Regions from separate parts of the Homo sapiens genome. Here region 2 is linked to region 1. Evidence: chromatin loops called from intact Hi-C (ENCODE). Cell type or tissue: GM12878. All regions are shown on one strand. Links, peaks and the distances in the headings refer to the core of each region. The heading gives the core; the rest is flanking DNA. Region 1 overlaps TSPAN5 (tetraspanin 5). Region 2 overlaps TSPAN5 (tetraspanin 5).

The links. Peaks named below come from ENCODE experiments on the same cell type or tissue, not always from the same donor. Only the 100,000 strongest peaks of a DNase experiment are listed, where the experiment ranks them.
Region 2: a loop joins it to region 1, with 2.4 times the contacts of the local background. A loop is called at or near these places in 2 of 110 quality-filtered maps.

The regions. Positions count from the first base shown.
Region 1 is chr4:98,478,099-98,490,444 of GRCh38, reverse strand. TSPAN5 (tetraspanin 5) reads left to right here. Exons shown (of 8, transcript NM_005723.4): 3 at 3,561-3,707; 4 at 8,270-8,440; 5 at 11,635-11,760. Among named protein-coding and RNA genes, the nearest start is that of TSPAN5, 170 kb to the left of the region's middle. In GM12878, for the core only: no CTCF peak of the experiment used is centred there; a DNase peak (open chromatin) is centred at 7,404.
Region 2 is chr4:98,595,900-98,608,245 of GRCh38, reverse strand. All of the region lies in intron 1 of TSPAN5 (tetraspanin 5), which reads left to right. Among named protein-coding and RNA genes, the nearest start is that of TSPAN5, 57 kb to the left of the region's middle. RefSeq lists an enhancer at 10,063-10,661. In GM12878, for the core only: no CTCF peak of the experiment used is centred there; no DNase peak of the experiment used is centred there.

The DNA of each region.
Region 1 (12,346 bases), core at 2,623-10,622:
AAACTGCCTCTGAAGGCTGGAGAGAGTAAGTATTAAAATGAGTTTGTCTGAGAAGCCAATTTTTATCCTCCAAATTAAACCCAGAGAGTGCAGATGATCTAGGAATCTCCTGACAGTTGGGATCATACTTCTTTGTCTTTGGGGGAGGGATTATTTTGCTATTTCGGGCATAGGTATGTTTGCTAGCTTGTTGCTTGCTTTGCTGAGTTGCTCAGATCATCGTCTTTGTTACCCACTGAGCTCTTTATGTACAACCATGGATCATGGGCAAGGGTTTGGGAGCAATCTGATCTTTGTTCAGACTTGTGAGCCGCAACTAAAAAGCCCATTAAAAATGGATGAAATCATAGAACGGTCTCAAAGTTGAAAGGAATCCTAAAGGTCATTAAGGCCTAATTTCCCATCCACTTTGGGAATCTTTCCTAGAATGCTGTTGACAAAGGTTCACAGCATCAGCAACCCTGTTGGGGAATCCCGTATTTCTCAGGGCAGCCTTCTTTGGTTCATTGAACAGACTTGGTGGTATTGTTACCGGGGGTCCTTGTTCTTAGAGCTCCCAAGATGGTGGCGGGCCGCTTCCAAGGTGGCGGCAAGCCTCTTGTTCTCTGACCTGGGGTTCTTGGCCTCACGGATTCCAAGGAATGGAATCTTGGGCCATGCATGCGGTGAGTGTTATAGCTCTATCCAGCTCGATTAGGATGAACCCTGGGCACTTAGACCGTGCAGGAACAATGGCGAGCCTCTAGCCCGATTAGGAGTGGCAGTGGGCACCTCGCTGGATCAGGAGCACAGCGGATACCCTGCCGGATCCGGAGGGGTGGAAGTCAGTGGTGGCTTCTACAACGACGGCAATCAGCAGTGGTGGACGGCGAGTGAAAGCTCAGTTCGAACCAGAACAAACACAGACCAGAGAGTGTGCAGTTTGCAAGATTTAATAGAGTGAAAACAGAGCTCCCATACAACGGGAGGGGACCCAAAGGGGTTGCCCACTCCCTGCTTGAATGCCTGAGTTTATATCTCGATCATTGTCCCTCCCCCTGTGCTCTCAGGCGATATATGATTTGACAATTTCTTTACCTCCTGCTTTAGCCTAATTTGTATTTTAGTGAGCCTATTTACTACCTGATTGGTTGGGTGTGAGCTGAGTAGTTACAAGCCCCATGTTTAAAAGTGGGTGCGGTCACCTTTCCCAGCTAGGCTTAGGAATTCTTATTCGGCCTGGGAAATCCAGCTAGTCCTGTCTCTCAGTATTAGAAATGCCTCTTTATGATGGAACTGACATTTCTCTCTGTCAATTCTGCTACTGCTACCTCTTCTTTCTGGTGCCAAGTTAGCTGTGTCTTCTTCTCCCATAATTAAGCTTAAAGTCTTTTAAGAATGTCTTCATGTATCCCCAAAGTCTTCTCTCTCTTCCGGTGGCTGAGAAGGTCCATAACCTGAAAGCTTCAGGTACTAACATCTGTGGTTAAAGGCATTGTCAGAGGAGAGGCTGGTTTCCTAACAACCCTGGGCCTTTAGCACTGTTGCTTGGATTTTTTATTTTAAGTTTATTTTTGTAGAGAAAGGGTCTCGCTATACTGCCCAGGCTGGTCTCAAACTCCTGGCCTCAAGCGATCCTCCCACTTCAGCCTCCCAAAGTGTTGGGATTACAGGTGTGAGCCACTCCACCCAGCCTGTTGCTTGGATTTTGTCCGACTTCTCTGGCAAGTTTTTTCTCAGCATCATTTGTATAGGTGGAGAATTTGGTTTGAGTATTTCTGTTTTCCTTCAACCTTTTCCCCCGGAGTAAATATTCATAGTTCACTGCTTGGAAACCCAAGAAACAAAATTGGATCAAACCTTTGGTCTATGCAGACTTGTGAAGGGTGTGGTTGCCTTCTTTGATGTCACCTCAGAAGTTAATGAATACAACCTCAATCCTAACTGCTTTAATAGCCTTTCAACCATTTGTCTGTGACATTAAACCTTAGACTTTTTAAAATTAGGTTTAAGTTTTACATTATAAGAGTTCTTTATTTCCCCATATACATTCTGTTCTTAATATCCTATTATTGTTCGTAAGTTGACACCCCCCTAAAGGAAGAAACAGACAGAAAAATAGAACAAACGAAATACGCTTCTCCAAATGTTCCTACCTACAACCTTTAAATGGATTAAAACTTAAAACTCCTAAGTTCAGATGTTGGTTAGTGCTGACTGGGAAGTACTGGGAAGCAAGTGTGTGGCCCCTGCTTGGTACTGAAATAGACATTGTGTACTGGTTTCAAAGAAGCGATGGCGTCTGTCACCTTCAGCCCATCACCAAACTGCTCTGAGTTCCATTTTCCTCAAGTATAAAATCAGATGATTGCTTCCTGTTCTTACAGGTTATTGGGAGTGCTTTGAAAACAATTTTTTTTTATTATTAAGGCTTTACAGCAAACTATACTGTGATTCTCTGGAGGTATTTTGATTTGAGAGTACCAAACAACTTCAATAAAATTAAAATATTGGTGATATTGGCTGTTTAAGGCCCATGCACATCCACAGTTTCAAAATAATCTTGTAACATAGGTTCTGGGTGGTATTTAATATGGTATCACACATAAGGGAAGAGGGGATTTCAGTAAAGAAATGTCATTTTTTGTGGAAAAGTGAAATTACTCGAGGTCCGTTTGGTGTTCTTGTGGAAGAAGAATAAGAGTTGAAAGTGAGGAAGTAACCTTTGATTTGTAAATCATTTAAATTTCAACTCGAAGGGGGTAAGAAATACCCCAACAGCAAGCCACAGAACAGCCACCAGAGCAAACCACACAAGGCTTTTGGGATCTCAGCCTAATAAAGGTCTCCCATGGAGCTCAAGAGTAGATCCTGAGGTACGATATTTTCTTGGAAAAAAAAAACTTGTAGGTGTTTGTAGCCGGACCGGGTGCTGTGTTAGTTTTCAGCTTCTAGCTCGATCCTATTTCCTGAGAAATGCCAAGGGCTTTGCAATAGGCATTTGTCTAACTTCTGCGTGAATTGGGTCTTACAGAAGATGACCTCCCCCCTCTCTGGGGGTCAGGGGGTGTGTGTGTTTTTTATACATCTGTCTTTTTTTGTTTGTTTGTTTTTACTGAAGACCTCTTATATTTGCAGACACTGAAACCAAAGGTAACACCACGTCTTCTCCTTACAGGGTCTAATGACAGTTTCTTGGGCTCTTCTTTTCTTTTTTTTTTTTTTTTCTCTACATATAGTTTTCCCAAAAATATGAACACGTTTAGATGTTGGAAAGAAAGCAGTTTCCCTCCCTCCTTCCCTCCATCCCCCCCTCCCTCCCTTCCTCGCTTCCTCCCTTCCTCCCTTTTGTTTCTCTCTTTTCTCTTTCTCTCTCTTTCTCTTTCTTTCTCACTCTTTCTTTCTCTTTCTCTTTCTCTCTCTCTTTCTTTCCTCTCTTAAGTATTAATCACATACCTGATAATCAGATGCCCTCTGAAGGTTTTCTTTGGGAGGGGAAAGGACAAATGCAATAATCTTTACATGTTGGAAAACTGACCCCACATCCCCGTGCCTTGTTGTGTGTTCTTTTCTGCTCCCAGGGAGTTCTGTCCAACATCTCTTCCATCACCGATCTCGGCGGCTTTGACCCAGTTTGGCTCTTCCTTGTGGTGGGAGGAGTGATGTTCATTTTGGGATTTGCAGGGTGCATTGGAGCGCTACGGGAAAACACTTTCCTTCTCAAGTTTGTAAGTATTCCACTCTCTACTCTCAGATTGAGAGCCAAAACTTTACCTTCCATCAGGAGGTCACCCTATCTACAGGCAAGACAGTGAGCTGTACCAAAGGCACTGGCCAAAGTAGGGCCCAGGTCATTATTTTCTTTTGAGAGAGCTCTCTAGCCCTGATTCCCAGTTGTGCCTCCTTAATAAGTACAACACCACCCCCACCACCCCACCATGCCATCCATGGAGGTTTTGTGCATATATATCACAGACTTGGATTCCATTCCCTAAGATATCTTTAGGACTAAGGTAGGTATATATATATATTTTCTTCTAAGTGATTCCTTCCCACCGTTTTAATGCACATAGTAAGTGGGGAGCTGTGCAGGCTGTTGGTTTGGAGAAACCAGGCAAAAGCACAGTGACTGTGGCCTGTCCAGATTAAATCTGTTAAGCAGTAGGTTTTGCTAAATATGGAGAAACAGTAAAAGGTAAAGCTTCTTTGTCCTTAGCTGGTACAAAGTTCTCCTTTGTAATTTTTAGATGTGGTGCGGTTGGCGTGATCACTGTCTGAGTGAATGTTTGTAGAGGAGAGGTTTCACCAGGGGGTTCACTGGTATTTAAAGTTAAAATAGAGAATGAAAAGTGAAAGCCTTTGCGTTGGAGACTCGTTTCAAAGGAGAAGAAAATGGCATGTGCCGTTTATGTATCTTATATAGGGTTGTTGAATGTAGCCAAATGTGCCTGTCAGCATGGAGCTTGGCACTCTGATGGGCGTCTGAATCATAGCTCTCTATACGAAGCATCCATTCCCCTTTCTAAGAACAGAGAAAGGATCCAAAGCACCCACCTTCATTTGCTGAGGAAGGATGGGGATGGTGGAGATTTCTAGAGAACAGTTGTAGTGTAATATTTCCTGTTACCACAGTTATTCCCAACTTTTGTTGACACATCATCATCCAGGGACATTCTCATTAAAAAAAAAAAAAAAAAAAAAAAGCATATCCAAGAAGTAGCCCAATAGTCATGTAATGTGTGATTCTCTTCCCCAGCATTTCTGCCACATCATCCTCCAGCGTCTTTTCTTAAACATCCCTGAGAAGAGGGTACACGGTGTGCCCCACCCAGGGCAGCCCATTTCTGAGCAGCTCTGTCTCGGAGAAGTTTTTGGAGGCTATTTAACCTGAAAATTAGCATGACTTATTCTAACAAGGAGAACCGAGGGGTACCTGGTCTTACAGATAAGTTCACAAGCAGCTGGTTCTCTCTTGTGGATACATGGGACCACAGTGGCTGTAGCTAGTTTCCTAAGACTCCATCTGCCTTATCTGCCAGATCCTTCCTTTGCCACACACACACACACAGTGTCTCTCTCTCTCTCCCTCCCTCTCTCATACACACACAACCAAATGCTTCATTCTTCACCTAGTCAGAAACCTGGGGAGCCCCCAGGAGAGCTCTGTCCCTGATTGCCACCTGCCAACCTGCCAGTCTTCTTGGCTTGAGGCATCTCAGTGCTCCAGTGCTCAGCTCACCTTGCCAGCTTTCCTGTAGCCTGATTGGGTCCTGGTCATACTCATCTGTTGCCACTATTTCATCAGTTTCGGCCTCCATGCCCCAAAATGTGGGATCCTTTTTTTTTTTTTTTTAGATGGAGTTTCACTCTTGTTGCCCAGGCTGGAGTGCAATGGTGTGATCTCGGCTCACTGCAACCTCTGCCTCCTGGATTCAAGCGATTCTCCTGCCTCAGCCTCCCGGGTAGCTGGGATTACAGGAGCCTACCACCGTGCCTGGCTAATTTTTTCATTTTTAGTAGAGATGGGGTTTCACCATGTTGGCCAGGCTGGTCTCAAACTCCCGACCTCAGGTGATCCACCCGCCTCAGCCTCCCAAAGTGCTGGGATTACAGGCGTGAGCCACCATACCTGGCTGGGATCCTCTGAATTGTATTTTTTTTTTTTAAGTAAAGATGGGGTTTCACCATGTTGGCCAGGCTGGTCTTGAACTCCGGACCTCAAGTGATCCACCTTGCTCAGCCTCCCAGAATGCTGGGATTACAGGCATGAGCCACTGCACCTGCTCAGTCCCCTTAATTGTGATTTACTTTAATATAGTTTCATTTATAGTGGTGGCCCCTTTAATATAGTTTATCATTTCTTACAGTTGAAGAGTCCAGTGTTAACTGAACAGGCAGAAAACTACACATTTCTCTAAATCAGCACCTTAATTTATAAAGTCTCATGTTGGAAATGAAGAGAATTGTGTTGTTTCTTGGCTTTTAAGACTTGGAAAATATCTTAAATGGCCTCTCTCCATTTAGGACAAACAATAAAAACTTGCCTGGAATAATCTTCGAACAGAAGGTATGAGATAAGTAGTAAGTAAACGTCCACAGGACTCCAAATAGCTCTAAAGATCTGATTCCCCTAGGAGACTTGCTGAGGGAAAATCTAGGAACTAAGATACTGCAAAATGGAAATAGACCTTCTTGGTTGACCGAGGCTCTAGGGTGAAGCCTGTGAGTCAGTGTCTGCACCTTTGGAAATAGAGGAAATTAGCTCAACAGGGCTTGGGGCATGTAGGTATCTGCCAAATATTTTATATGAATTGAATTTGGACTCAATTTTTGGTATGTATAATATGTAACATGAAGAGAAAATTTACCAGGGGAACTGGAAAATGCACTTAACTTTTATGGAGGTGAGAACAAAAACTGAATTAAAATCTTTCCCTGACTTGGTGTTTCCTGTGTATGCTCATGCATGCTAGCTATAATTTTGTCATTTCTGTACTGTGATAATTCATAATTCATATTTACATGCTTAAGGTGGGGCCTAATACAGGGCAGGGCGTTATTTACACTGTAGGGTAGGCATTGAGCAGAAGTGGTGTGATATTTTTTCTGTTCATTTTTCTAGATTGGGGAAAGTTTAAATTGAAATTATTGGCATCACTGATGATAATTAAGAACTGTTTAAATTCCATTTCTGGCGAATTCCTGAAGGATATATAATCAGGAACTCTAGGGAAACCTGAAGGGCTGAGCTGGAGGGTCTAGAATTGGGGCCTTAACCTGGGAGTCCAAAAACTTTGCCAAACACTTATTTCCACCTTCCACTCCTCCTCCCGTGCCCACCCTCACAGAGCAGTACTTGGCACCCTAGACAAATACTGCCAGATCTACAGACATCTAATGTCTGCAGATACCCACTCCCTGCCTAGCCTCCCTAATCACATAAGACTGGGACATCTTCGAAGGCAAGGATACCCCTTGTTCTTACTCATCCTTGTTTCTGCAAAGCCCACCTACCTCAGGGCCTGACTCATTGTGGGTCATTCAGTAGATGTTTGCTGAATGAATAAACATTGTTTGTCTTTTGTTCTTTTAATGAGTAACTGCTGTTTCCTTTGCACCCCTCCCCAATACATTTTTCTCTTGGCTGGCAGCTCCTTGTCTGCTTGCTGAAGATAGAACCGCAGACCACCTGAGCACCCCCTGCCTCCTCAGCTGCTCACTGTTCTTCTGCATGTGGCCTTCAGGACCTCTGCCCAGCAGTTGTGGCCCATGTCACCCTCTCTGCTGTTGTCACCAGAAATTTACCCGCACTGTACCCTCTGGTCCTTCACAGCTCATTTCTCATAATCTATTTTAACAACAAAGTTTGAGAAGGTTAAGAATACAGGATGGTAGGAGGTGGAAAAAACAGTGGGCGTGAGCAGTAAGTCGATATGACTAAGCTGAGACTCTTCTGAGTCTTCTAGATGGAAGGGGAATTTCTCCAGAGTTACGGGCAGTTACCACGTTGCCTCATGGTCTTGAGCCCCTCTTTTAAAACCCCTGTTGTCTACATTAAGCGGAAGTCTCCCCTTGGCTGCATTTTGATGTCACTTAAAATGTTGCTGGGGCCCATGCTTCCTAGAGGAAGGCAAGCACAGCTAGCATTCCCAGGAAAGCCCTCAACTCAGGGGTTTCATTTTGTTTTTATGATGGGAAATAACTTTCATTTCGCGGTCACTGCCCACCCCACTACTTCCTCTTTGACCCCTTCATCTAAGATGAACACATCTGTTATTTTACCCTGTATAGCAGGTGCAAAAGAGAATTAAAATGGTGTCTGAATCCATAAAAGGAATATATTGCATAGAGAATCAAGGCCACAGTAACAAGTGACAGGCGATCTTAAAATATTGGAATAATCTATCTTTCAAGTTACAGAAGCTTACTAGAGATAGGGGCAGGTCATTGTTACAAGCATCTGGCAGTACATTAATCATGAGAAATTAATTAGGCCTTAATGTGGGTCTAATGAGAAATCCTTATTATCCATGTTTGCTTATGGGCTTTGTTGGTTAATTATCAAATGGAACACTAGAGACCCTAAAATGTGATTATAAAATGATTTTTAAAAGTCCTTTCTTGGAGTGTAATATTCTATTAATGAATCAGCAGAAACTGAAGATTATCTGCTTTGGAGATGTGTAACAATCCAATGTAATTACAAACCTGTTTAGAGAGGAACCATTTAGCTATATATGATCAAAATAGCCCTTATAACTGTTCTCTGTGTATGTGTCTTTTATCTTAGTTTTCTGTGTTCCTGGGAATTATTTTCTTCCTGGAGCTCACTGCCGGAGTTCTAGCATTTGTTTTCAAAGACTGGATCAAAGACCAGCTGTATTTCTTTATAAACAACAACATCAGAGCATATCGGGATGACATTGATTTGCAAAACCTCATAGACTTCACCCAGGAATATGTAAGTTTAAAGTGGTTTGTTTTCAAGTTGAAAGTTCTCTGAACGATGACCCCAGTGAATTTCATCCCTCCTGGTTTCTGCATCTGCCAGCTGGAAACTACCTGACTATTCTGCATGGGTGTTTGTTTGTTTGTTTATTATTTTCCGACTTGCTCTGTGACTTACAGGATTTGTATTCTAAATGGAAATTTCCTATTTTCACTTGTTTCAACTTCTGTTAAGTTAGAGGAACAAAGAAGAAAATGCTTGAGCAAAACGTTATAATCATGGCTGTCCTTTCCTATTTGCATTTGAGGAACATTGTTTTGCTCCGGGTTTAAAGTTTTCTTTGGTTATTAAATATGGATTCTTTCTTATCCCTTGCCCCCTTTTTTGGTAATCCTTGATATTTCACAGCTCATAATAATCTACTTATCAACAGAATAATTTGCCACAAAGTTCCTAAAATGTGCCTATCCAAATATTATTATTGCACATGCAGTTAAAAGCAAAAGCTTAGAAACTCCTAAGTCCTAGTGGCTTCTAACAAGTGAAGAATCTGTGCAGTGGAATCCGGGCCACTCTCTCCTATCCCTGAGCATTGGAGTCCAGGCCACTCCCTCCCGTCTCTGAGCATGCCTGTGAAATGGCTCTTTCAGTGCCAGCAAAGCAGCAGATGTCCCGTTTCACTCAGAATGCAAGGGACCAAAAGACACAGGTCTAGTGCCAAAATCTGATAAGGGACCCTGGGCTCACAGGACCTTGACCTATTTCCCCAATAGCAAAATGGAAATAATACTAGCTACTGTCTAACTCACAGGGATATTATGACACTAATGAGACATACATGTTTTTATATTAGGCTAAGGTGTTAGGGTCCTACAAACTTGCAGGTCTTTATATACCTGCACTGAAAAGTCGGGTAGGCTGAGCTTGGACTTGGACAGCGGTGTCTGTGGCATTCATGTATATGGCAGGACCGGAGGGCAAGCAGAAGCCCAGTGAACGGTAGCCTTCTTGGGGTTGGATAGTTGTCTGCCTGTGATGAAGGGAGGCAGCAGCCATGTTGACACTCTTTATGAGGGAGGCCATCCCCTTCCTTAGGCACTCAGGACTGAGCAGGGTTATGTGGTTTTGTTCAGTGGCAGCAACATTTCGTCCTGGAGTAAGCTGCCCCTTAAGTGGGAAATTAAGCCCTGATTCATGTCCTCAGCCGACTTCACTGTTTTATTAGGTCCTAATGGGTGCAGGCTCCCTAATAATCCCTTTCCTGGCATTATTCCTGACTAGTTTGCATGACACATTGATGGAGCTTTGTGGACACACCTCGAAATGCATGACCCAAGCCCTGGAAGGACCATGTTGTCTTGGGATGCTGTGTGCTTTAAACGGAAATACTACAGTTTCATGTGATTTTCTTTTTGCATCATGGAATGTAATGTTTAGAAGTAGCTGTTGGTCCGGAAGGTCTTCAAATGGTTGAGACTTGATATTTATTTAACTCAGAGAAGTAGAGAAAGTGCATCCCAGGGAAGTGAGGAAGGGGCTTGTGTAGTAGCCTTTGACTCCGGCCCCATTTAAGAACCACTGAATTTAACCGCTTGTTTTAATATATTTTAATTGGAAGACTGACTTTTTAAAGTTGAAAATGTAAAACACATGCACTTGTTTTTAAACAAACTCAGAGTAGAAACAAATATGATGAAAAGTTAACCTCTAAAATTTTTGGTGGTAATGGATATATCAACTATATATCCATTGATTGTGGTGACATTTTTGTGATGTATACAGATGTCAAAATTTATCAAATTGTATACTTTAAAATGTGCAATTTATTGTATGTCAGTTATACCTCCATTATTGCGGGATCTGGCCAGCAGCCTGCAATGCAACAGGGATCTCTCTGTTCCCAGGCGGATCGGCAGGTCGAGAAATAATAGACACACACAAGATAGTGAAAGCTGGGTCCAGGGGGGTCACCGCCTTCTGGTCACGCAGTGCCAACAATGCACTGGATATACCAGAATTTATTATTAAGTTTAGTGAGGGTGGGGGTAGGTTAGTGAGGGATTTAGGTCATTTGATTATGAGGTGAGATGGTCACATGGGGATGAAGTAATTCTTTAACATAACATCTGTATGCAAAAGTACAGTATACAGGGATAAGAATTTACAATATAGTGTGTGCTTCAGTAATTTCTAACAGAGCCTTAAAACAGAAACACAGTCTTTCCACAACCTATGATTAGCAAGATATTAGTCAGCAGTAACAGTTGCAGCAAAAGCCAGTTACAAACAATCCATAGAAACAGGACGTGAAGCTACACAACCAGTTAGACCAGAAATTCTCAGAAGGGAGTATGCCTTAACCCTAAAGAGGTCTAGAAGAGCCGTGGCAAGATGAGGGCATTTATAGCCCTGTCTTATACATATGGACAGGTGCCCCTCATGTGTCTGTTTATAGGCTCTCCACAAAGGTCGCATTCTATTCCCAGAGCTATGAACATCTGCTTTTCTGGGATAGGAATCTTGGTGATGTGAAACCTCCCTGACTGCACGTCCATTCATAGGCTCTCTGCAGGGGGAAGCACATCACGCACTGTTGGCTCATTCTGGCAGTCCAACCTGGCATTGTCTTTACACAATCCTGCATGCAATTTTGTATTTCCAGTAATCAGGAGCATTTCATCTTTTATTCCATAGCAATAGTTTCAGGGGGTCTCCCTGCGCTCCATAAAACAAAACAGATCTTTAAAAAAACTATTAGAATGTAGAGATCAAAACTTTGAAAAAGTAAGCTATAGTTAGCCCACCCATAACCCCAGTTGCCTCCTTCAGTCACTACCACTGTCGTTAGTGTCTTATTTACCCTTCTAGAATGTTCTTGTTTCTCCTTCTAGAATGACGTGCCCAAGCCAAACAGATCTTGTTCTAACTGAGCCCTGCTGTACAGCTGCTCTGCCCTTCTTCCACCTAACACCACAGGTCTCATCAGTTGTTTAAATCACGTGCCAACACATCCCTACAAACCTTCAGCCCTAATTAATTTGGAAGATTTTATATGGGCCATTTAGGTTCAGTTTGGCTTAAAAATAAAGTCTAGGACAGAAAAGAAGGTCAGAGCTGGCAGAAGCTGGTGTCGTTCGGCGGGTGTGAGTGTAGGTGACTGCTTGCCTCCAAGTTGGGATGTTCTAATTCTTTCCTGTTTGCTCTAGTGGCAGTGCTGTGGGGCTTTTGGAGCTGATGATTGGAACCTAAATATTTACTTCAATTGCACAGATTCCAATGCAAGTCGAGAGCGATGTGGCGTTCCATTCTCCTGCTGCACTAAAGATCCCGCAGTAAGTGAATGCCAGCGAACTATTGGCCTACTCTGTACATCATGCCGAGAGTGTGCATGGGACGAGCAGAGTGATTTTTTGGTTGAACCCTCTTCTTACCTGGTTACTCGTATTTGTAGCTCCTGTAGGGGGTTATGGTGCTCAAATCTTCCTAGTAGGAGTAATAATTGCTGGCATTAATTTAGCAGTGTGTGCTGGTTCCTATTCTAAGCCTTTATGTGTGTTGGCTCATTTAAGTTGGGCACATTCCTACTGGCAGATACCACCATTACCCTCCCTTTTCAGGGGAAGAAATCAAGGCACATGAGGTGTAAGTGACTTTCCCAAGCTTGCACTGCTAGCAGGCAATGGAGTGGAATATGAGACCCAGGCAACTTGCCTGTATCATCTGTTAGCCTTTCTTCATGAGAAGGGCAGGCTCATATGAGAGCTCTCTGCATTGGTTTGGGGTTAGTAACCCTTTTCTTTTTGGCTTAGTTCTAGGGGAACTATTAGGAGTAGGAGGAGAGTTTGAGACAAGATAGGCCTGGACTGCTGTGTAGGAAGACCACAGCTGCCCAGACTCCTGAATGTCATCATGACTATA
Region 2 (12,346 bases), core at 2,606-10,605, 120 kb before region 1:
AGTGAAGAATTCCTATCATAAGTATCTTTATCTGTGATAGGGAACGGGAATGTCTGCCTGATGTAGTCTAGAATCCTGTGAATTCAAACAGATACTTTGTTCGTTCACACTCCCGCAGCTTATGTCTAGCGTGTTATGCTATAACGAATAGGGTTCTAACATTAAACTTATTTTTTGAGAAATCTTCAGGAAAAAATACCATCTTATGAATAGGTATAGTATATATAAATTTCATGGCCCGGCGCAGTGGCTCATGCCTGTAATCCCAGCACTTTGGGAGCCCGAGGCAGGCGGATCACTTGCGGTCAGGAGTTTGAGACCAGCCTGGGCAATATGGTGAAACTCCCTCTCTACTAAAAATACAAACATTAGCTGGGCATGGTGGCGGGCACTTGTAATCCCAGCTACTCAGGAGGCTGAGGCAGGAGAATCGCTTGAACCTGGGAGGCGGAGGTTGCAGTGAGCTGAGATGGCGCCATTGCACTCCAGCCTGGGTGACAAGAGTGAGACTCCATCTCAAAAAAAAAAAAAAATTTCATTTAAGGCATCACAGATTGTTTCTTTTTTTTCCCAACTGTGTACTCTAAATACAGGCAAAAAGCATGTAAGGAAGGTTGTAACAAAATGTATATGTAGGCAATAGGACTGATAAAATACAAATAAATCACAAAAACTATATGGAGGAAGGGGGAAATCATGCCAAATAACTTAGGCTACTGAGGTTATTTGAGCATTACATTTATAATGAGCTTCCTGGAAACCAAAGTAAAAAGAGAAACACAGTGGATGTTAGAATTTCTACTTAAAGATAGCAAATTCTTTCGTTAGGTAAGACAGTCTTTCTGGGGTTCATGTCTAAGACTTTATCACATGTCGCATTCCTCAACACTTTCACCAAACATACAGAAATGCCTCTCTTGTGATTGCTTTCCACTTCCACAAAACTAATTGTGTGGGATACCCATCTCCGGATGTGTGGTTCTTTGATGAACTCTCTCCCCTGTTTTTCTGAAAACTCAGTTACCTTAGCTGCTGGGAATCGCAGTGCAAGATTACACTCTGTGGAACTGCCCAGAGCGGGGAAAATGAGGAGGGTGACAGGTGCTTTCCTTCAGGAAATGACAACTTAACAAGCACAGTGATGGTTTTTTGCTATGGAAATGGAGGATGCTGACCAGAATGTCTGCTGGGATGGCAGGTCCCCCGGCTGCTCCCTTCCCCCAACTGCCTCACCACCTCCCCCTGCCACACCACCCCACTATGGGGAGTTGAGCTGAGGAGGCCCTTTGCAGCCATCCGTCTGCACCTCGCCTCTTTAGGAAGTACTCTTTCTTTCACCTTCTTGCACATAATTTACTTTGTGACTACTCATAAATGCCCCCTAAAGATGAAAACATATTTTTAAAGTTGGAGTGAGAATCACCGTAAAGCCTTTATAGAACCAAATGACGTTTCTTTACCAAACTGCAGAGCTTTCTTTTCTGCTCCTTTTCTTCAAAAAGAGTCACAAAAATTCAGGAATTTTAAAAACCTCTGCATTTAATTCCTCATTGCCTTTCATATATGTTCAATAATTGCATAAGCTGTCTCACTTAAGCTGTTGCTAATAATAGCTTTTTTGTCGTTTTGGAAAACTATAACCAAGAACCCTAATACATAAATACTTCAAAGTATGTTTTCTTAATAATGGTGTTTGATGTAGGGTGGAGGATGAGGGGAAGTCAAATATTTAGACACTTACATAGTTTATGTTTAAGAATTATCTACCTGTATATCCATTATAGTTTTATCCAGAAATAGCATGTAGTGTGGAAAGATGTTTCCGTAACCTTCCTGGAGTAGCTCATAAAGCAAACCTAAGAATGCTTTGGAAGTCTTTATGGTATGAGTGTTTTGTGTTTGTCCTGTTTTCTTTTGAAAAGTACAGATCCAAGGGCAAACCTTTCAGAATGGGGTAAGACAACAATTGAACTTGATGAGTTGCCTTATGTAGCAAAGATGGCTTCAAAGATAAAGGTAATCTGCAGAAATAAAATCAAGCTTCTTTTGCTCTGTGACTGCATCACATGAAAATGGCTAGGTAGATTTTCACTCGATTGGAGTTTGTTTAGGGTGGTCTGATTTAAAATGTAGGCTCTTGTGATGTGCATAATTTTAGATGGTCTTGATTGCCCAGAGCAGCTGTTACTGCTGTGCAGAAACAAGTGTTCAGTGTCCCTTTTGGAGAAATGTGCCGTGTGCATACAGATGCCATAGACAGAGAAAACAAATGGTGGTGTCAACATGAGCCCCACCTCAGGTAACAAGGACAAGCTGGATTCCAGAGGCAGGGTTGTGTGGGGACAACTCCGTGAAGTCCACACAGCAGAGAGGAGCTACAGGGAGGTGTTTATTTCACAATGGTTCGTGATTTTTTTGACCAATGCTGGATGGGCAGCTAAGATATAGTATCAAAAACACATTAACTATAAATGGGTGAATTTTAAATAGCCACATGTACACCTCCATTTTTAGACTGTTGAGAAGCCATTAAAAATTAGTTCCTCCTGTGATTATTCACAGGGATGAAGTATTCCGAGGGATTGACAGTTTGTGGCTAAGCCATTTAAAAGGCTGTATAAACTGGGTATTTTAAATTAGTCTTATAAGTGAACTTCAGTATACTATGGAGTATTTTTCTTAAAAATTGTATGCTTGTCATCTTTTGGACATTCTTTGGGTCAGAGACTCAAGTGATTCATGCAGGAGGTCACAGTGAGTAGTGACTGCTGAATTAGGAGGTAGGGCAGGGCAGAGGTATGTCTCTGCTCTTCTCAGCTGACCGGTCGTGTGTTGGTTACTTTGTCCACCAAACAGTTCTGGCACCAACTTTGGAAGGGTGATGCGATATTATGCTCAGTGAACTGATTAGTGCCCCCACAATTGAACCTTAGCCAAGTTGTTGGTTGATAATTGGCACATTTTTTCTGATATGCTGATAATCCAGTTACTGCTTCAAGTTTATATTAAAATGTTTGACTCTTTCAAACCTTGCGGTTTTTGATGATGTCAGTAGGTCACCAGACTTTCTGAAAATAGTTCTTTGTTTCAACAACAACAACAACAAAAAAGAGAAAAGAGATAACACATAAGCAATAACTTACCATTATTGTTTTTTAAACCTTCACAAACTGACTTCTTTCATGGAAATACTGAAATATTTATTTTGTATTTAATTTATTATATAATTTAAAATGTAGAGCGAGTGAATTCAGTTTGGGATCTACTGAGTCACAGTGCCTGGTAGCAGTTGGATGTTGTAAGAGTGAAGTCTGAGTGGGAGAAAAGGGTTGAGGAATCTCAGCTGAGTGTCCCTGAGCAAGCTGCATAACATCTCCAAGCCTTGGTTTTCACATCTGACAAATGGCATGAGACCTGCTCTTTAGGGTTGTATTAGAGATTAAATAGTCACATAAGGAGTACTGAGACTGTAGTATGTGCTCAGTAAATATTCTCTTTTCTCTCTCCCTCTTTTTGGGTATGAAGGTAGTTGTAGTTGTAAAATTTTCTTCCACACTTAGGAACAGATATTTCTCTAAATGTAAGCCCCCTGGGCTTATTCTAGTTTGTTCGTACATCTTAAAAATGGAAACCTCAGACTAAATATAGTATTCAAGTATAAATCCCACTACTGCCTAGATAATGGTAAAGACATTACTTCATAGTCTTTGCGTGCCTTGTTCCCATTAATACATATCATGTCATGTTAGCTGTTTTATAAGACAGTTCATTGCTGATTCATCTCACCAATTCAGTTCCAGAACAGCACCGTGTCAAGGATGCAGTGGCTCTGTCATTTTGATGACGAGATGTTAGAACAGTTTTCAGTGTAAGAATCTGCTTAGCATTACAAAGCATTCATTTCTGTGGAAAGAAGTCTTCACAAAGCCCGGGAATTGACTAAAATAACCACCCCTTTTTTAGGGGTTTGGTGTAAAGAATAGAACATATTTGAAGCCTGGGTGATTGGTGATGGGGAAAGTTACATGAACTGAGTTTTGGCTTCATTTCCCGGAGTGATGATAATGAGTTTACTGGGTGCTGCAGTACTACGAGATCACAGAGTGCCAAGACCTCAGTGCAGTGCTGCGTGATTGAAATGACTGATACTCTCTTTTTTTTTTCATGCTAGTTCAGCCTGTTTTCATACACTCCAGAGGTTCAGTAAGCATCAAACAGGGAAAAGGAAATGGCAGTCCAATAGAGCGGTCGTTCAAAATGACCAAAGTAATTCCAGAAATTCAAGAAAGTAGTTGTTTCTCAAGTGTCCATTAGGATCGGGCTGTCTTAGAGTCTGCATAACTCGGAAGTGATTAGAGGGGTTTTGTGGCTTTTCTGTTCTCTGATGACTGGAGCTGGTTTCAGCCTTCAGAGTAAGTAGCCAGAGAGTAAGATAAGAAATGCTGAGGAGCTGAAGTGGGCACCAATTTTATTTTCCATTGTGAAGGAGATGAGCATCTGTAACCCACAGCAAGATCAACCACCACATTAAATTTATATTGTTTGAGACAGTTCTGATCCACTTGAGTGTGTGTGTTCCACTAACACTCTGAGATGGTTGCATAGGCCACAACTGTTCTGTCCAGTTCCTGCCTGATAGGTAAGCTCTCTGGGTAACTTTATTCCCATGAATTGAGATAGCAGAAGACAAACACCACAGTGGCATTGGTGTATCCAAGGCACTGATTTTGTTTTTCTTCCATGCGCTAGTTTGAGCTGGCCAACTAATCATGGTATTAGCCTCAAAATGTATTGACAACAGATTTGTTTTGATAGCAAAATTGCTTTTATACTTGAGAAATCTGATCTTTTATAAAAGGCCCAGGGTAAATGTCCTTTAGCAACATCATGAACATGTGTGATATCAGTGATATGGTGGGGAGATGTTCCTCAGCAAAGGATGTCTGTATTTGTTCCTAGGATTGACAAAGCTGTAAAGCAAAGTGCCTGGTAGGGGGGAGTCTAAAGGAACTAGTAGGTAAAATGATTAGAGAGCTTACTGTAGTACAGATGGCGATATGCAGTCTACAAATGACATCTCCTTGCCACCACTGTTACTATGGGTTCTAATGAAAAGAACCTGAGACTTTTGAGAATTTTTGAGTTCAAAGGTATAGAAGAAGGAAAGAAGCTGTGAAAAGCAGGCATAACATTGAGGGACAGAGAATTTGGCTAGGTAGGTCTAGACTGTAAATACAGTAAACTTCCCACACTACAGTGGTAAAGTAAAATTTTCCCCACTTTACAGCATACAGCCACCTTCTCGCCATATTCCAAACTTTTTCATTGCTATTATACCTGGTATTATTTCACTTCACTTTATTGCATTGCTGTATGTCATATGTGTTAGGAGCCTGTTTGGAAGAAGAGCAGCATTGTAGAATTATGGAGACAGCCATCTCTTGCACCCGTGTTTGAGCATCTTCATTTAAAGGGGTTACCAGTCCCTTGCATAAATGTCTATTTAATCAGCTTGCTTTCCTAATCTTCTGCATGAGCAATTCTGTCGCAGGGCAAAAGCGTTGATTGTAGGGGAAGAAGAGAGGGAAAGGAGAAAAATGTAGTTTTGGAAACAGAACACTTCAAATGAGGGTAGGCCAGGTTCTGTAGCTTCCTCAGGGATTTAGAGTAGGGTTGATATGAGAGCTGTGAGTACCTAGGCATCTGTGGAGAAGAGGGAGTGGAAGAGAGGTAAGTGAGGCTTTGTCAAAAAGAAATTTTGAAATGAGTAAAGTGTTTCTGGTTTTGCCAAAAAAGGAGAGGAAATTCTCAATAACCTTCTTATACCACAGGCTTCCTCCTTATCAGACCAATAGTGATCGTATCAGACATGCTGCAGATTAAAAAGACATTTGTGGGTCAACCTTTAATTTTTACCATTAATCACAGGAATGCTTTGTTTTATTGTGCTTCACTTTATTGCTCTTCACATATATTATGTTTTTGGTTTTTGGGTTTTTGCTTCCTAACAAATGGAAGGTTTGTGGCAACCCTTCATGGAGCAAGAGTATCAGTGCCATTTTTCCAATCGCATGTGCTCACTTCATGTCTCTGTGTCACATTTTGGTAATTCTCACGACATTCCATACTTTTTCATTGTTACTATATCTGTTATGGTGATCTGTGATCAGTGATCTTTGATGTTACTATTGTAATTGTTTTGGTGTGACATGAACCACGCCCATGTAAGAAGGCAAACTTAATAAATGTGTGTGTTCTCACTGCTCCACCGACTGGCCATTCTTGTCTCTCCTCCTCAGGCCTCCGTATTCCCTGAGACACAACAATATTGAAATTAGGCTGATGAGTAATGGTTTCTCAGTGTTTAAGTGAAAGGAAGAGTCACATGTCTCTCACTTTAAATCAAAAGCTACAAATGATTAAGCTTAGTGAGGAAGGCATGGTGAGAACTGAGATAGACCAAAAAACTTGGGCCAAACCATTAGCCAAGTTGTGAATACAAAGGAAAAGTTATTGAAGGAAATTGAAAGTGCTATTCCAGTGAACCCATGAATGATAAGAAAGCAAAACAGTCTTATTGCTGATATGGAGAAAGTTTTAAATAGAAGATCAAACCAGCCACAACACTCCTTAAACAAGAGCCTAATCCAGAGCAAGGCTCTAACTGTCTTCAATTCTGTGAAGGTTGAGAGAGGAGAAAAAAACTACAGAAGAAAAGCCGGAGTCTAGCCAAAGTTGGTTCATGAGGTTTAAGGAAAGCAGCCATCTTCATAACATAAAAGCGCAAGGTGAAGCAGCACGTGCTCATGTAGAAGCTTCAGCAAGTTATCCAGAAGATCTAGCTAAGATAATTGATGAAGGTGGCTACACTAAACAACAAATTTCTGATGTAGATGAAACAGCCTGCTATTGGAAGAAGATGCCATCCAAGACTTTCATAGCTAGAGAGGAGAAGTCAGTGCCTGGCTTCAAATGACAGGCTGACTCCCTTGTTAGGGGCTAATGCAGCTGGTGTCTTTAAGTTGAAGCCAATGATCATTTGCCATTCCGAAAATCCTAGGGCCTTTAAGAATGATGCTGACTCTATAAATGGAACAACAAAGCCCAGATGACAGCACATCTGTTTATAGCCTGGTTTACTGAATATTTTAAGGCCACTGTTGAGACTTATTGCTTATAAAAAAGATCCTTTCCAAAATATTACTGTTCCAGTGTGATAATGTACCTGGTTACCCAAGAGCTCTTATAGTACAAGGAGATTAATTTGCTTTCATGCTTGCTAACAAAACATCCATTCTGTAGTCCATGAATCAAGGAGGAATTTGACTTTCAAGTCTTATTATTTAAGAAATACATTTTCTAATGCTGCCATAGACTATATAGTGATTCCTCTGATTGATATGGGCAAAGGAAATTGAAAACCAGGAAAGAAGTCATCATTCTAGATGCCATTAAGGTCCTTCATGATCCATGGGAGGAGGTACAAATATAAATATTAACTGGTGTTGGGGAGAAGTTGATTCCAACCCTCATGGATGTCTTTGAGGGATCCAAGACTTTAGTGGATGTGGTACAGCAGATGTGATACAGATAGCAAGAGAACTAGAATTAGAAGTGGAACCTGAAGATGGGCCTGATTGCCACAATCTCATGATAAAACTTGAATGGATGAGGAGTTGCATCTTATGGAGGAACAAAGAAAGTGGTTTCCTGAGATGAAGTCTACTCCTGGTGAAGATGCTGTGAACATTGTTGAAACGACAGCAAAGGATTTAGAATATTCCATAAACTTAGTTGATAAAACAGGGTTTGAGAAGATTGACTCCAGTTTCAAAAGACGTTCTACTGTGAGTAAAATGCCATCTGACAGCATAACATGTTACAGAGAAATCTTTTGTGAAAGGAAGAGTCAATCAATGCTGCAAACTTCATTGTTGTCTTATTTTAAGAAATTGCCACAGCCACCCCAACCTTCAGCGCCACCACCGTCATCAGTCAGCAGCCATCAACATTGAGGCAAGGCCCCCCACCAGCAAAAAGATTACGATGTGCTAAAGGCTTAAATGATTTTCAGCATTTTTGGCTATAAAGTATTTTTAAATTAAGGTATGTACATTTTTTAGACATGATGGCATTGCACACTTACTAGATGCAGTATAGTATAAATATAACTTTTATGTGTACTGAGAAAAAAATTGTGTGACTCGCTTTATTGCAATATTTGCCTTAGTACTGTGGTCTAGAATGGAACCTGCATATCTCCAAGATATATCTGTAGTGTGATTATTTTGGAAAACCATTTAGTAGTTACCCAAGATAAGTTAAAACATGTCCACAAAAAAGACTTGTATGTGAATGTTCATAGCAACATTATTCACAGTGGCCAAAAACTGGAAACAACCCAAGAATCCATCACCTAGTGAATGGTTAAACAAATTGTGGTATATCCATAAAATGGAATACTACTCAGCAACAAAAGGGAACAAATTTACAGATACATACAACAGCATGCATGAATTCCAGAAAAATTGTGCAGTCAAAGGAATAAAACTCAGAAGACCACATACAATGTTCATTCATATGAAGTTCTGGAACAGGCAAAACTAGTCTGTAGGTACAGAAAGCAAATCAGTGGTTTTCTGGAGTTTGACATGGGGGTACTAACAAGGGAACTTTTTGGGGTGGTGGGAATGCTGTATATTTTGATTGTGGGGATGGTTACATGGTTGGATGCATTTGTCAAAACACACTTAATGGTAATGCAAAATGAATATATTTTATTTTATGTAAATTATACCTCAAAGTTGAATTTTTTTAAAAAGTTTCTTTTAAAAAGTAAAGACATTTGTGGTGCTTCTTGTAAATTTTACTGCTGATTATGACCTTGTTTCTTTAGATTTGACTTTCCAAGTTTGAAAAGACCAGTTTAAAAATGACTTTTGCTGGGCATGGTGGCATGTGCACGTAGTCTTACCTACTCAGGAGGCTGACGCAGGAGGGTCCCTTGAGCCCAGGAGTTGGAGGCTACAGTGAGCTATGATTATGCCACTGCACTCCAGCTTGGGTGAAACTGTGAGACCCTGTCTCTAAAAACAAAAATAAAAAAAAATTAAAATGGCTTTTTAGATTATAATCTATATGAAATTGGGGGTTATTTCGCACTTTTATATTATTTGTCCATTTTGCTTCTTTCTAAATAGCCTCTGGATTGTGTGTTATTTTCAGAAAGCTCTTGGAGATTTTTTGAAGTGTATGTTTTAACAGGATTTTCCTGTTGCTCTTTGGCAAACTTTGTCCTTTTATTGTTTAAGGAGTATAAATAACAACAGAACAGAATTACTTTCTGGTGCATTTTCCTCTTCTCCTGAGTCTTTTATGTTCAATAACTCTGAAGTTCCTGTTATTCCTGCCTTTGAACGTAGAAAATGAGACTCTCTCTCAAATACCTGAAACTAAGGCACATAAAAAATTTAGGAGGGGCCAGGCACGGTGGCTCATGCCTGTAATCCCAGTACTTTGGGAGATTGAGGCTGAGGTGGATGGATCGCTTGAGCTTGGCAGTTCAAGACCAGCCTGGGCAACATGGTGAAACCCCATCTCTACAAAAACAAAAATTAGCTGGGTATAGTGGCACGCACCTGTAGTGCCAGCTACTTGGGAGGCTGAGGTGGGAGAATTGCTTGAGCCCGGGAGGTGGAGGTTGCAGTGAGCACAGACCGCGCCACTGCACTGCAGCCTGGGTGACAGAAGTGAAAAGAAACACTGTCTCAAAAAAAAAACAGGAGGGAGGAGCCAAGATGGCCGAATAGGAACAGCTCCGGTCTACAGCTCCCAGCGTGAGCGACGCAGAAGACGGGTGATTTCTGCATTTCCATCTGAGGTACCGGGTTCATCTCACTAGGGAGTGCCAGACAGTGGGCGCAGGCCAGTGTGTGTGCGCACCGTGCGCGAGCCGAAGCAGGGCGAGGCATTGCCTCACCTGGGAAGCGCAAGGGGTCAGGGAGTTCCCTTTCCGAGTCAAAGAAAGGGGTGACGGACGCACCTGGAAAATCGGGTCACTCCCACCCGAATATTGCGCTTTTCAGACTGGCTTAAGAAATGGCGCACCACGAGACTATATCCCACACCTGGCTCAGAGGGTCCTACGCCCACGAAATCTCGCTGATTGCTAGCACAGCAGTCTGAGATCAAACTGCAAGGCGGCAACGAGGCTGGGGGAGGGGCGCCCGCCATTGCCCAGGCTTGCTTAGGTAAACAAAGCAGCCAGTAAGCTCGAACTGGGTGGAGCCCACCACAGCTCAAGGAGGCCTGCCTGCCTCTGTAGGCTCCACCTCTGGGGGCAGGGCACAGACAAACAAAAAGACAGCAGTAACCTCTGCAGACTTAAGTGTCCCTGTCTGACAGCTTTGAAGAGAGCAGTGGTTCTCCCAGCACGCAGCTGGAGATCTGAGAACGGGCAGACTGCCTCCTCAAGTGGGTCCCTGACCCCTGACCCCCGAGCAGCCTAACTGGGAGGCACCCCCCAGCAGGGGCACACTGACACCTCACACGGCAGGGTATTCCAACAGACCTGCAGCTGAGGGTCCTGTCTGTTAGAAGGAAAACTAACAACCAGAAAGGACATCTACACCGAAAACCCATATGTACATCACCATCATCAAAGACCAAAAGTAGATAAAACCACAAAGATGGGGAAAAAACAGAACAGAAAAACTGGAAACTCTAAAACGCAGAGCGCCTCTCCTCCTCCAAAGGAACGCAGTTCCTCACCAGCAACAGAACAAAGCTGGATGGAGAATGATTTTGACGAGCTGAGAGAAGAAGCCTTCAGACGATCAAATTACTCTGAGCTACGGGAGGACATTCAAACCAAAGGCAAAGAAGTTGAAAACTTTGAAAAAAATTTAGAAGAATGTATAACTAGAATAACCAATACAGAGAAGTGCTTAAAGGAGCTGATGGAGCTGAAAACCAAGGCTCGAGAACTACGTGAAGAATGCAGAAGCCTCAGGAGCCGATGCGATCAACTGGAAGAAAGGGTATCAGCAATGGAAGATGAAATGAATGAAATGAAGCGAGAAGGGAAGTTTAGAGAAAAAAGAATAAAAAGAAATGAGCAAAGCCTCCAAGAAATATGGGACTATGTGAAAAGACCAAATCTACGTCTGATTGGTGTACCTGAAAGTGATGTGGAGAATGGAACCAAGTTGGAAAACACTCTGCAGGATATTATCCAGGAGAACTTCCCCAATCTAGCAAGGCAGGCCAACGTTCAGATTCAGGAAATACAGAGAACGCCACAAAGATACTCCTCGAGAAGAGCAACTCCAAGACACATAATTGTCAGATTCACCAAAGTTGAAATGAAGGAAAAAATGTTAAGGGCAGCCAGAGAGAAAGGTCGGGTTACCCTCAAAGGAAAGCCCATCAGACTAACAGCGGATCTCTCGGCAGAAACCCTACAAGCCAGAAGAGAGTGGGGGCCAATATTCAACATTCTTAAAGAAAAGAATTTTCAACCCAGAATTTCATATCCGGCCAAACTAAGCTTCATAAGTGAAGGAGAAATAAAATACTTTATAGACAAGCAAATGCTGAGAGATTTTGTCACCACCAGGCCTGCCCTAAAAGAGCTCCTGAAGGAAGCACTAAACATGGAAAGGAACAACCGGTACCACCCGCTGCAAAATCATGCCAAAATGTAAAGACCATCGAGACTAGGAAGAAACTGCATCAACTAATGAGCAAAATCACCAGCTAACATCATAATGACAGGATCAAATTCACACATAACAATATTAACTTTAAATATAAATGGACTAAATTCTGCAATTAAAAGACACAGACTGGCAAGTTGGATAAAGAGTCAAGACCCATCAGTGTGCTGTATTCAGGAAACCCATCTCACGTGCAGAGACACACATAGGCTCAAAATAAAAGGATGGAGGAAGATCTACCAAGCCAATGGAAAACAAAAAAAGGCAGGGGTTGCAATCCTAGTCTCTGATAAAACAGACTTTAAACCAACAAAGATCAAAAGAGACAAAGAAGGCCATTACATAATGGTAAAGGGATCAATTCAACAAGAGGAGCTAACTATCCTAAATATTTATGCACCCAATACAGGAGCACCCAGATTCATAAAGCAAGTCCTGAGTGACCTACAAAGAGACTTAGACTCCCACACATTAATAATGGGAGACTTTAACACCCCACTGTCAACATTAGACAGATCACCGAGACAGAAAGTCAACAAGGATACCCAGGAATTGAACTCAGCTCTGCACCAAGCAGACCTAATAGACATCTACAGAACTCTCCACCCCAAATCAACAGAATATACATT